Linked DNA regions of Homo sapiens: all the other regions are linked to region 3. The links are chromatin contacts, found by Hi-C or POLR2A ChIA-PET in ENCODE. All regions are on one chromosome and are shown on one strand. Each heading gives the region's core, a stretch centred on a gene start or an enhancer-like site at or near the end of the contact. The rest is flanking DNA. Distances are from core to core; before and after follow the strand shown. Region 1 overlaps CLIC5 (chloride intracellular channel 5). Region 2 overlaps CLIC5 (chloride intracellular channel 5). Region 3 overlaps CLIC5 (chloride intracellular channel 5).

Region 1 (3,129 bases), core at 36-2,535, 58 kb after region 3:
TGGGAGGCCGAGGTGGGCAGATCACTTGAGGTCAGGAGTTTGAGATCAGCCTGGCCAAATGGCAAAACCCAGTCTCTACTAAAACTACAAAAAAATTAGCCGAGCATGGTGGCGCACACCTGTAATTCCAGCTAGTTGGGAGGCTGAGGCAGGAGAACCACTTAAACCCGGGAGGCAGAGGTCGCAGTGAGCCAAGATCATGCCACTGCACTTTAGCCTGGGTGACAGAGCAAGATTCCATCTCAAAAACAAACAAACAAACAAACCTCTAAGAAACAACAACAAAATGCTATCACTTAAACAAAGTGTTTTCACTTAACCTCTCATATTTTGATTGTAAGACATTGCCTGATTTCACAGATGTTAAAGAGTGAAAAAAATGTGCACCTTAGACTTGAGACATAATAGTGGACTTTCACAGTCCTTTCCAGATCTAACCTTTTATTACTTCCTTGAGGCTATTCAGTGACATGTCAGACCCTCCTTTTGCTTGACCTTGAGCTGCCCTGTTGGAAAAAAAGTGAATCAAGTTCAACATTGCTTCTAAATTGCCCTGGGATAGCGATACTAGCTCCATTTCCAGTAAATAGCAACTCTGTTCTCTGTCCCTCTTGCCTGGAAACAGGTAGCTCTTCCTCATAAGTCAGGGCTTGGCAAACTTTCTCTATATAGGGTCAGATAGTAAATAGTTTAGGCTTTGCAAGCTACATAGCCTCTACCAGACTCTGCTCAATTCTGCTGCAGGAATCATAAAGCAGCCACAGATAATATGTAAACAAATAAATAGGGCTGTGTTCCAATAAAACATCATTCGTGGACACTGAAATTTGAATTTCACATCATTCTCACTTCATGAAATATTATTCTTCTTTTGACTTTTTTCCAACCATGCAAAAATGTAAAACACAAAACAATACTTAGCTTGAGGGCAGCATGAAAGTAGGCAGTGAACTGGATTTAGTCCTTGGACTGTAATTTGCTGACCTCAATCTTAGGCAGTCCGTGGCTACAATAGCAAGTTCTGTTAATTTCAGTATGCCTCAGCCTCCTCAACGGTAATATGGAGATTGTAATAGCACCCTCTCTTGAAGATTTGTCATGTTAATTAGATGAATTAATGCATATAAATCACTTAGGACAGTTCCTGGCACACAGTAGGCACCAATATGTGATAGCTATTGCTGCTGCTGTTGCTGCTGCTGCTATTAATTTCACAGTGCTCCCCCCGCCTCCATACCTAGTGTCCACCCTTTGGACTGGGCAGCCCAGCTTTCCCTGTAATGAGGAAGCATGTGCTGCCCTCTTCTGGCAGGCAGAGGAATCGTCGCCAGAGCCAGCTGATGTGATTTATTCAAGGCCTGTGGATTCGAAAGGGTCTTCCTATACAAAGATTCAGTTTTATCTAAGCCAAAGCTTAGACGGTTCAAACAAGGCTAGGTCTTCTTCAAGGCTCAAAGCCACCTTCCATTATCTGTCCCCCACACCAAGGGAAGGGCATGTCCACCAGGCCTGACGGATCTACCATAGGAGGTCCCTGGCTGCCCCTCCCAATGACAACTACCCCCAAATGCTTCTTTCTCCCTTTCCTCTTCTCCTTCTACAATCTCGAGTCTTTACATTTACGAACTTCCTTGACCTAAAATAAAAAAGTGCTTGAAAGGATTCAGAGCGGCCTGGGAGGGCTGTTAGCCTAGAACTAACAAGCCCCTTATTATCAAAGGCCCTGTGCTTTCCCCCAGGCGTCATGAAAGCCACTGCTGCTGGGGGGTAGGTGGGGAGGAGGGTGAGGGACAGTGAAGTGGGGCATTTTTTCCAGATTCCCAGGATGTGGTGAGCCACGTTTAAAAAAGAGTGTGTATATTTATTATTCCAAGCCACTTCAATCATAAGGCGCTTCATGCCTTCTCCCCTTCCTCCCTCCCAGCCCCCAGCCCCCGTGTCACAGTGGCCCTGTCTGGAGGGCCTGGCCATCCAGGGGATGGATGCGGCACCCCCCTTCTCATTCTGCCTTGTGCTCTGCCACAGGCCTGATGAGAAAGCTAAGGCCGTGTGTAAAAAGCAGCAGGAATGTGAAACCTAATTACCCTGTAGCATGCTCAGAAACAGAGTCACTTAGGTGGCCGTGGGGCTCCATGTCTACTCTGTTGGAAGCAGTTCTTTTGGAGGACAGTTGGGTCCCAGGAAGACCGCTGCAGAGGCCTGGGAGCCCCACGGTGGGCTGTTATCAGGCCATCTTGGTGAAGGCTCCTGGGTGGTCAGGCCGACCTCCACAGCAATGCGGATAACATGTGACCGTCTCACCACTTCCTCATAAAGCAGCCATTGCTGTCTCCTTTCAAAAACGCCTCTGGTCACAAAGGGACCCTTCAGGCTGCCTTCCTTGGCAACCCCTGTGTGCAAATAGCCAACTAGGGGTATTTTGTTTGTTGGTTTGTTGGGTTAAAGTTTTGCTTTGACTAGCATTCTTGTAAGGAAAAACAAATAACCTAGGCTCGGTGGGACCCACCTCGGAGGTCTGGTGGGCTCTGCACTTGCATGTCCTCGTCTCCTCCCTCATGGAGGGTCCTTGGGGCTGAGGGCAGGAGGGAGAGGAGTGGGCAAATGCTTCCTCTGGTCCCTCCCATGAGCTGCCTGAGGGATTCCTCCAGAGGGTCTTTGATTTGGTTCATTATTGAGGTGGATGCTTCCAATTTATAATTTAACAAATCTTGCTCCTGAAACGAATCCTTGGGCAGTTGTAAGGAAGGCGGTTGGTGGTGGCGTGGCCTGTTGAATGGGGCAGGCATGGGGAGAAGGGGGTGGGGAGAGCTGGGCCCTGCGTGGGTGGGCGCATTCATTAGTGGAATTTTGCTGTGTGGGCTCCTGGACTGGAGTAGAGCGGAGACCACCAACACCATTCCATGTGGTGGAATTTCCCGCTGTCTGACCAGAATGAGTTCTCCTGGCCTGGCCTGGATGCAGATCAAGACCTGGGGAATAAAGGAACGTTAAATAACTGATTTGCACATGAGTTAAATGTTCTTTCACCTCTTCCTACCGTTACCTCATCCTATGCAACCAACACCTCTTGTCTTTGTGCAGTCTACACATAGGAACCAAATACGTTTCTCAATCTCTCTCTCTCTACAC
Region 2 (3,065 bases), core at 219-2,718, 36 kb after region 3:
CAGTGGTACGATCTTAGCTCACTGCAACCTCTGCCTCCTGGGTTTAAGCAATTCTCTGCCTCAGCCTCCCGAGTAGCTGGGATTACAGAAACATGCCACCATGACAGGCTAATTTTTGTATTTTTAGTAGAGACGGGGTTTCACCATCTTGGCCAGGCTGGTCTTGAACTCCTGACCTTGTGATCCACCCACCTCGACCTCCCAAAGTGCTGGGATTACAGACGTGAGCCACTGCTCCTGGTCTTTTTCTTCTATTTTCTAGGCACTAAACACTTCCTGCTCCTTTCTATTGCTGCCTTCATTGTTGATCAGTAGCCAAGTCTAGAGCATTCTCCTATTGCACTCTCTCTTCCTCCAAACTCTCTTTTTCATTCTCAAAGCCTACAACTGGTTCAAGTCTCACCACTGCCACCCTGAGAGTCTCATTGTTCTTCAAACTGGTCTTCATCTTTCCAGGTTCACACATTCTCTTTTTCTCTCTCTCTGACCCATCCTTTATGTGATTCTAAGGTTATTATTCCTAAAATAATGCTTTAATCAGGCCACTTTCATGCACAGGAAACCTTTGATGTTTCCCATTGTCCATGGACTTGATGCATCCGAAGCCCCGATTTGTCTTTTCCTTCATTCTTCCCAACACTCTTTCCCAACACTTCTCACCGTGACCTGTCTACTCTGTCAGGCTGGCCTGCCTTCTGCTGTTCTTCTTCCTTTGAGCCTCCATCCCTTGGCAGAACTGCATCCTCTGTCTAAAACAGGCCCTCTCTTCCTTCTTGTCCCTGGCCCCAGGCTCAGCTTCAGCCCATCCCCTCTGTAAGGCCTACTCATACCCATCCCACCACACTCATACAAGCACACCTGTCAACCCAACCTCCCTCCAGACTCACCCAGCACCTGTTGTCTATGTTGCCTTGTGTCGTGATTTAGTGTTTCATCAAGTTCTGAGGTCTGCACCCCTAATGCTTTACAACTGGTAAATGCTTTCTCATTAAAAAAAAATCACATAATGTATAATCCTGTGAAGGAGGTCTTACTTCTCCGTGTTATTTGAGAAATAACTGAGACAGATATATATGAGACTCGCCCAAGATGCCAACTAGAAATTAGAGGGGCTAAACGCCATCTGCTTGGTTCAAATACTATGCTCTTCATAATACCTCAGTTATGAAGTTTGTTTCATCTTTCAAATGAGACCTTCAATCCCTCAAGGACAGACTGGAATCGTGTTTTAAGTTTGTTTGTATCCTCCATAGAAACTAGTTTTTCACAGGTCCTCAAATACTATCTGTCAAATAAATGAACTTGCATCCACTATGCAATTAATGTCTGTGATAACTAAAGAGAGCAGCAGACTTATGAAAAAGCAGCTTCCTTCAGTGCAGAATTGGAGGTGTTTGGATTACCATGTGTGAGAGAGGACTTGTATGTTTGCTGGAGAAGAGAGTGGGAGAGGGAACCACCCCTGCCCGCGTGCTTCAGATGGTTTGGTTCCTCCTTCACATGATCACACCTGGTCCAGCCAACACCCCTTTGACGTAGACCAGGCATGTAGCACCACTCCATTTTTACAGATAAGGAAACTTTCTTACTGCCCCCTCTACCCATGAACACACACATTAATTTCTAAGAAAACTGATTTATTTTCCTGGCACTACACTTTAGTGACTGAATAATCTTGAACTTTTCAGAGCCTCAGTTTCCTCATCTGTACAATGGAGACAGTGTCTTCTTAATCAATAGGATTATTGTGAGAATTTATCGAGGCAGGCCATGTAAAACATTTGCAATTGGTCCTGTACCTGACTCATAGCAAGAACTCGTTGCATGTTGGTTATTCTTAGAATTATCACTGGGTTCATGGAGCTGGCAATCCAGTAAGGAAAAGAAGACCGATCCTCATTACATAATTCATAAATCATACCTGGCAATACGTCATCCAATGCTAATGATATAGTCTCAACTATAAATACTGAAGCAGGGTCAACAAAGACAGAGGGCTGCAACTCTAGCTAAGCGTCGGTGGCCATAGGCAGTACTTCCCAAGGGCGTCTGACTCCAGTGGCCACAATTCTCCAGAATCCCAGGAAAAAACCCACCACCACCACCATCACCACCACCACACATTCCTGTATCTGTAAGCCACAGAGAGGTGACTGAGAGCACACACGTTGCTGCCTTGTGTCAGCTCTAAAAAACAGGAGCAAATAAAGAATGTCCTTTCATTGTCTAAAATGAGGGACATGCACAAAGTAAATAAAGGGACTAAGTAAATTAGATTTTAAAAATACTTTCCGTCTCAGTTGTCTGAGTTCCAAGTGCCTCAGAATGCAGCTGGAGAGTGTGTGTGTTTGGGGAGGGACATGGGAGTAGCACAGTAATTGAAATTCTTCTCTTCCCCTCCCAAACTGATTACGCCAGGAATTTGTTTCATTACAGACTCCTCTACTCCCACTGTTTACTTTTTTTACAGTTTCTGCGTTTAATGTTTTCCACTCCCGACTCCCACAAGAAATGTGGCATTCTCAGAGAGAGCATTTGGGGTGAATCCCAGCACCGTCTTGGAAGTCGCCACCATTTTCCCTCCTCTTCCCTAAACATTTTTAGTGTAACCCTCCCCTTTCCCATTTTCCCCAATCTGCCAAACCTTCTTCCCCCTCATTTTGCTCCATTCTTGCTCTTGCATTCTGACCAGCTGGCGCAGACACAGAAGCACACTCCTGGATATTAACAGGACCTAGCCGTGTCAAACACAAGGCCACTTTCCTTTCCACTGCACTTGGCCTTCCTGCAGGTAGTCAGTGTGCTCCCCAGTGCACGCCAGAAATGCCACTTAGCACTGCTGTGGGCTAAGTGCAGGAAGTTCAATTAATTGTTCAGTTAATTAATTGTTCATTCATTCAATTGGGACTGCGTTCCAGAATTTCACCCACTTCTCCATCATCTAGGCCTTTCTTTCAGGATAATTTAGGACTCTTGGGTCTCCTCTTTCCCAGGGGGGAGAAATGCACTGTTGCTTTGGTTATCTTGGATTTCTTTAAGTGTCTGACCCAGAAACTAACAGGCAC
Region 3 (2,835 bases), core at 269-2,768:
AGTGACTTAAACATGAATGGAAACCACTTTAAAAAGTAATAGGGCATTGGTGCTGCCTACAGTGAATCAGAGGGTGAAGCATTCAGATGAGTGCAAAAAGTCTACCTTGTTTTGTTTGATCTTAACAATACCTTTCATTTGTAAAACACACAGTAGCCTAAAAAGAATATTTGAATAATTATATAATTTAATTGTCCTAACAACCCTGTTCACATGACCCAACTTTCCAGATGAGGAGAAGAGTTTCAGGGAGAAACTCCATGTCTTCCCCAAGGTTGCCTGGTTCAGAGGAAAAGCAGGGTCTTGTGCATAGGGATTCACTTCCAAGCTCCTATTCTACACTTCCCTCTCAAGAACAAAGATGCATATATGGATGGAGACGTCGCTGGAGAGAGTGCATGGATGTGAGATGAATCCCATCATAGATACACAGAAACACCCAGGAGTTAGACCCAGAGTTTAGCCATCAATGTCCTGATGGTGAAGTTCCTCAAATTGCTAGCCCAGGGGTGGGGTTTTCACTATTGCCTCCTATTCTAAAGGGCAGATATTATTTTCCCTGCAACTCTGCCCATTGGGGAATTTTGGTATCTTTAATGGGATGCCTACCTTGCCCCAGCTAACTTCTGGTAAATTTTAATATTCCCTATTTACAAAACAGAACCACTGCAGAGATTGCTATAAAGAGCAAGGTGGGCCTTTCTCACTTGACCATTCAAATTAAACTATATTACCTGACTTACGTGCTTATTAACGTCATGAGTACGATGTTGTAAGGGCAGCACTGGAGATACTGGTCAAACAGTAATATTATCACCATAGAAAACTGGTGAATCTAGAAAACTACTTCCATTGATCTACATTTCAATTTGGGGATTTTTCTTAATGTTTTTACCAAAATTTCAAAGCAATTCTGACTTTTCCTAGCCAAAATGATATCACCTTTTTTACAGAGATAATATCAGGAATGAGAATATTTATAGAGCTCTACAGCTTCCACAGGATGCTGAGGCTAATTGTCAGAGAAGCTGGAAAAGGGTGTCTCAGGTCTTAGTGATGACAATCAGGAAAGGAGACAATGTTCTCCTAAAACACCACCTGGAAAGCATCGGTGGGGGTGGGGAGAGTACTTAATGTCAGAGTCAATCCTGTTGTGTGTCTCTTCCTCCTCCCAACATTTTGACAAGAGTGAAACAAGATTCAAATGGATGTCAAATGCAGCCTAGAAAGGCAGACAGAATCCTGCACATCAGCACTTCCAGGCTACAGAGCAGTTCTAGCCATGGGGGCAGAAGAGTCATGCTGCTACCTGGGAAGGGGAGAGCCTTGGACCCTAGGTACTGACCCTCTGTATTCAGAACCCAAGCCTCATAGACTGAGACTGGCCTTTAGCTTTCTCCCCAGGTCATTCCCCCTCTGCCAGTGGCTGCAGCTGCACTGAGCCTGCCAGAGGTCGGAGTCTGGCAGAAACCCCATTTGTCTTGACCTGGAAAGGATCTGCCCTCCTGTGCTCACACTATTGGCTGGGCCAGCACCACAAAGCGCAAGGGAGGAACTTGAGAAGTCAGCAGCAGCCTTTGTTCTCAAAATGCTTATGCTGTGATTTCATACTCTTTCTAATTTTAATCTAAACTTAACCTTTGAAGGCAATTTAATAGAACCCTGCTAAAACAAGGATAATAGTTAAGCGTGGCATGAATCTCCTCAGGTTTTTTAATGGCAAGTAGCCACAGGGATTCATGCTTTGGAGAGATGGCTGGATCAGATGATTCCTAAAGCCCCTTGTGATGGTTAATTCATGTCAACTTGACTGGGCCATAGGAGGCCCAGATAGTTGATCAAACATTATCCTGAGTGTATCTGTGAGCTTAACATTTGAATTAGTGGACTGAGAAAAAATAGATTGCCCTCCCTAACGTGGCTGAGACTTAATCAATTGAAAACCTGACTTGGCAGAGTCATGGGGGCAGAACTGCCACCCCAGCAGGCTAAGAAGGTGGGATATCAAACTAAAAAGGACTATTCTCAGACCTTAAGATCTAATAAAATTTGCCTTGCTAGGTTTTGGACTTGCTTGGGACCCATCACCCCTCTCTTCTTTCCAATTTCTCCTTTTTGTAATGTTTATCCTATGCCTATCCCAACATTACATTTTGGAAGCATGTAATGTGTCTGATTTCACAGGTTCACAGCTGCGAAGGAATTTTGCCTCAGGTTGAGTCACACCTCAGGCCTCACCCTTACCTGATATAGATGATATTTAGATGGGACTTTGGACTTTAGACTTTAGAATTGACACTGGAATGAGTTAAGACTTTTAGGGCTGTTGGGGTGGAATAAATGCATATTGCATGTGAGAAGGCCATGAACTTTGGGGGGCCAGGGACAGAATGCAGTTGACTAAATTGTGCTCACCAATTCATATGTTGAAATCCTAATCCTCAATGTGACTGTATCTGGAGATAGTGCTTTTAGGAAATAATTAAGGTTAAATGAAGTCATAAGAGTGTAGCCCTAATCCAATAGGATTGGGGGATTTATAACAAGAGGAAGAGAGATATTCTCTCTCTCTCTCCCTCTCCTTCTCCCTCTGTCTACCAAGTGAGGACAGAGCCGGAAGGCAGCCATCTGCACACCAGGAAGAAGGCCCCCACAGCAATCAAATTAGCCGGCATCTTGATCTTGGATTTCCCAGCTTCCAGAACTGTGAAAAATAATTCTTTTGTTGTTATTTAAGCCACACAATCTACAGGATTTTGTTATGGCAGGCTGAACAGGCTAAGACTTTGGTGTTGTGATTATAACAACGATACAAAAATCTATCTTATAGTTCCC

Evidence for each region. A loop is a pair of places that touch in the nucleus more often than their neighbours do. ChIA-PET counts read pairs that join two places held with the same protein, here RNA polymerase II (POLR2A). Pooled maps may share reads with other maps.
Region 1: a loop to region 3 is called in a pooled map of heart right ventricle, with 2.9 times the contacts of the local background. The contact joins two enhancer-like sites. A Hi-C loop is called at or near these places in 1 of 168 maps with a recorded cell type or tissue (endothelial cell of hepatic sinusoid) and 2 of 50 pooled maps. POLR2A ChIA-PET finds 5 or more read pairs at or near these places in 1 of 52 experiments (activated CD4-positive, alpha-beta T cell).
Region 2: a loop to region 3 is called in a map of psoas muscle, with 1.9 times the contacts of the local background. The contact joins two enhancer-like sites. A Hi-C loop is called at or near these places in 1 of 168 maps with a recorded cell type or tissue (psoas muscle). POLR2A ChIA-PET finds 5 or more read pairs at or near these places in 4 of 52 experiments (IMR-90, MCF 10A, activated CD4-positive, alpha-beta T cell and 1 more).

The regions. Positions count from the first base shown.
Region 1 is chr6:45,928,792-45,931,920 of GRCh38, reverse strand. The region is part of intron 4 of CLIC5 (chloride intracellular channel 5); the gene reads left to right. Among named protein-coding and RNA genes, the nearest start is that of CLIC5, 86 kb to the left of the region's middle. Within about 2 kb of position 1,285, at least 4 of the 41 ENCODE cell types and tissues checked have a DNase peak (open chromatin) inside an H3K27ac peak, as active enhancers do.
Region 2 is chr6:45,951,172-45,954,236 of GRCh38, reverse strand. The region is part of intron 2 of CLIC5 (chloride intracellular channel 5); the gene reads left to right. Among named protein-coding and RNA genes, the nearest start is that of CLIC5, 63 kb to the left of the region's middle. Within about 2 kb of position 1,468, at least 4 of the 41 ENCODE cell types and tissues checked have a DNase peak (open chromatin) inside an H3K27ac peak, as active enhancers do.
Region 3 is chr6:45,987,479-45,990,313 of GRCh38, reverse strand. The region is part of intron 1 of CLIC5 (chloride intracellular channel 5); the gene reads left to right. Among named protein-coding and RNA genes, the nearest start is that of CLIC5, 27 kb to the left of the region's middle. Within about 2 kb of position 1,518, at least 7 of the 41 ENCODE cell types and tissues checked have a DNase peak (open chromatin) inside an H3K27ac peak, as active enhancers do.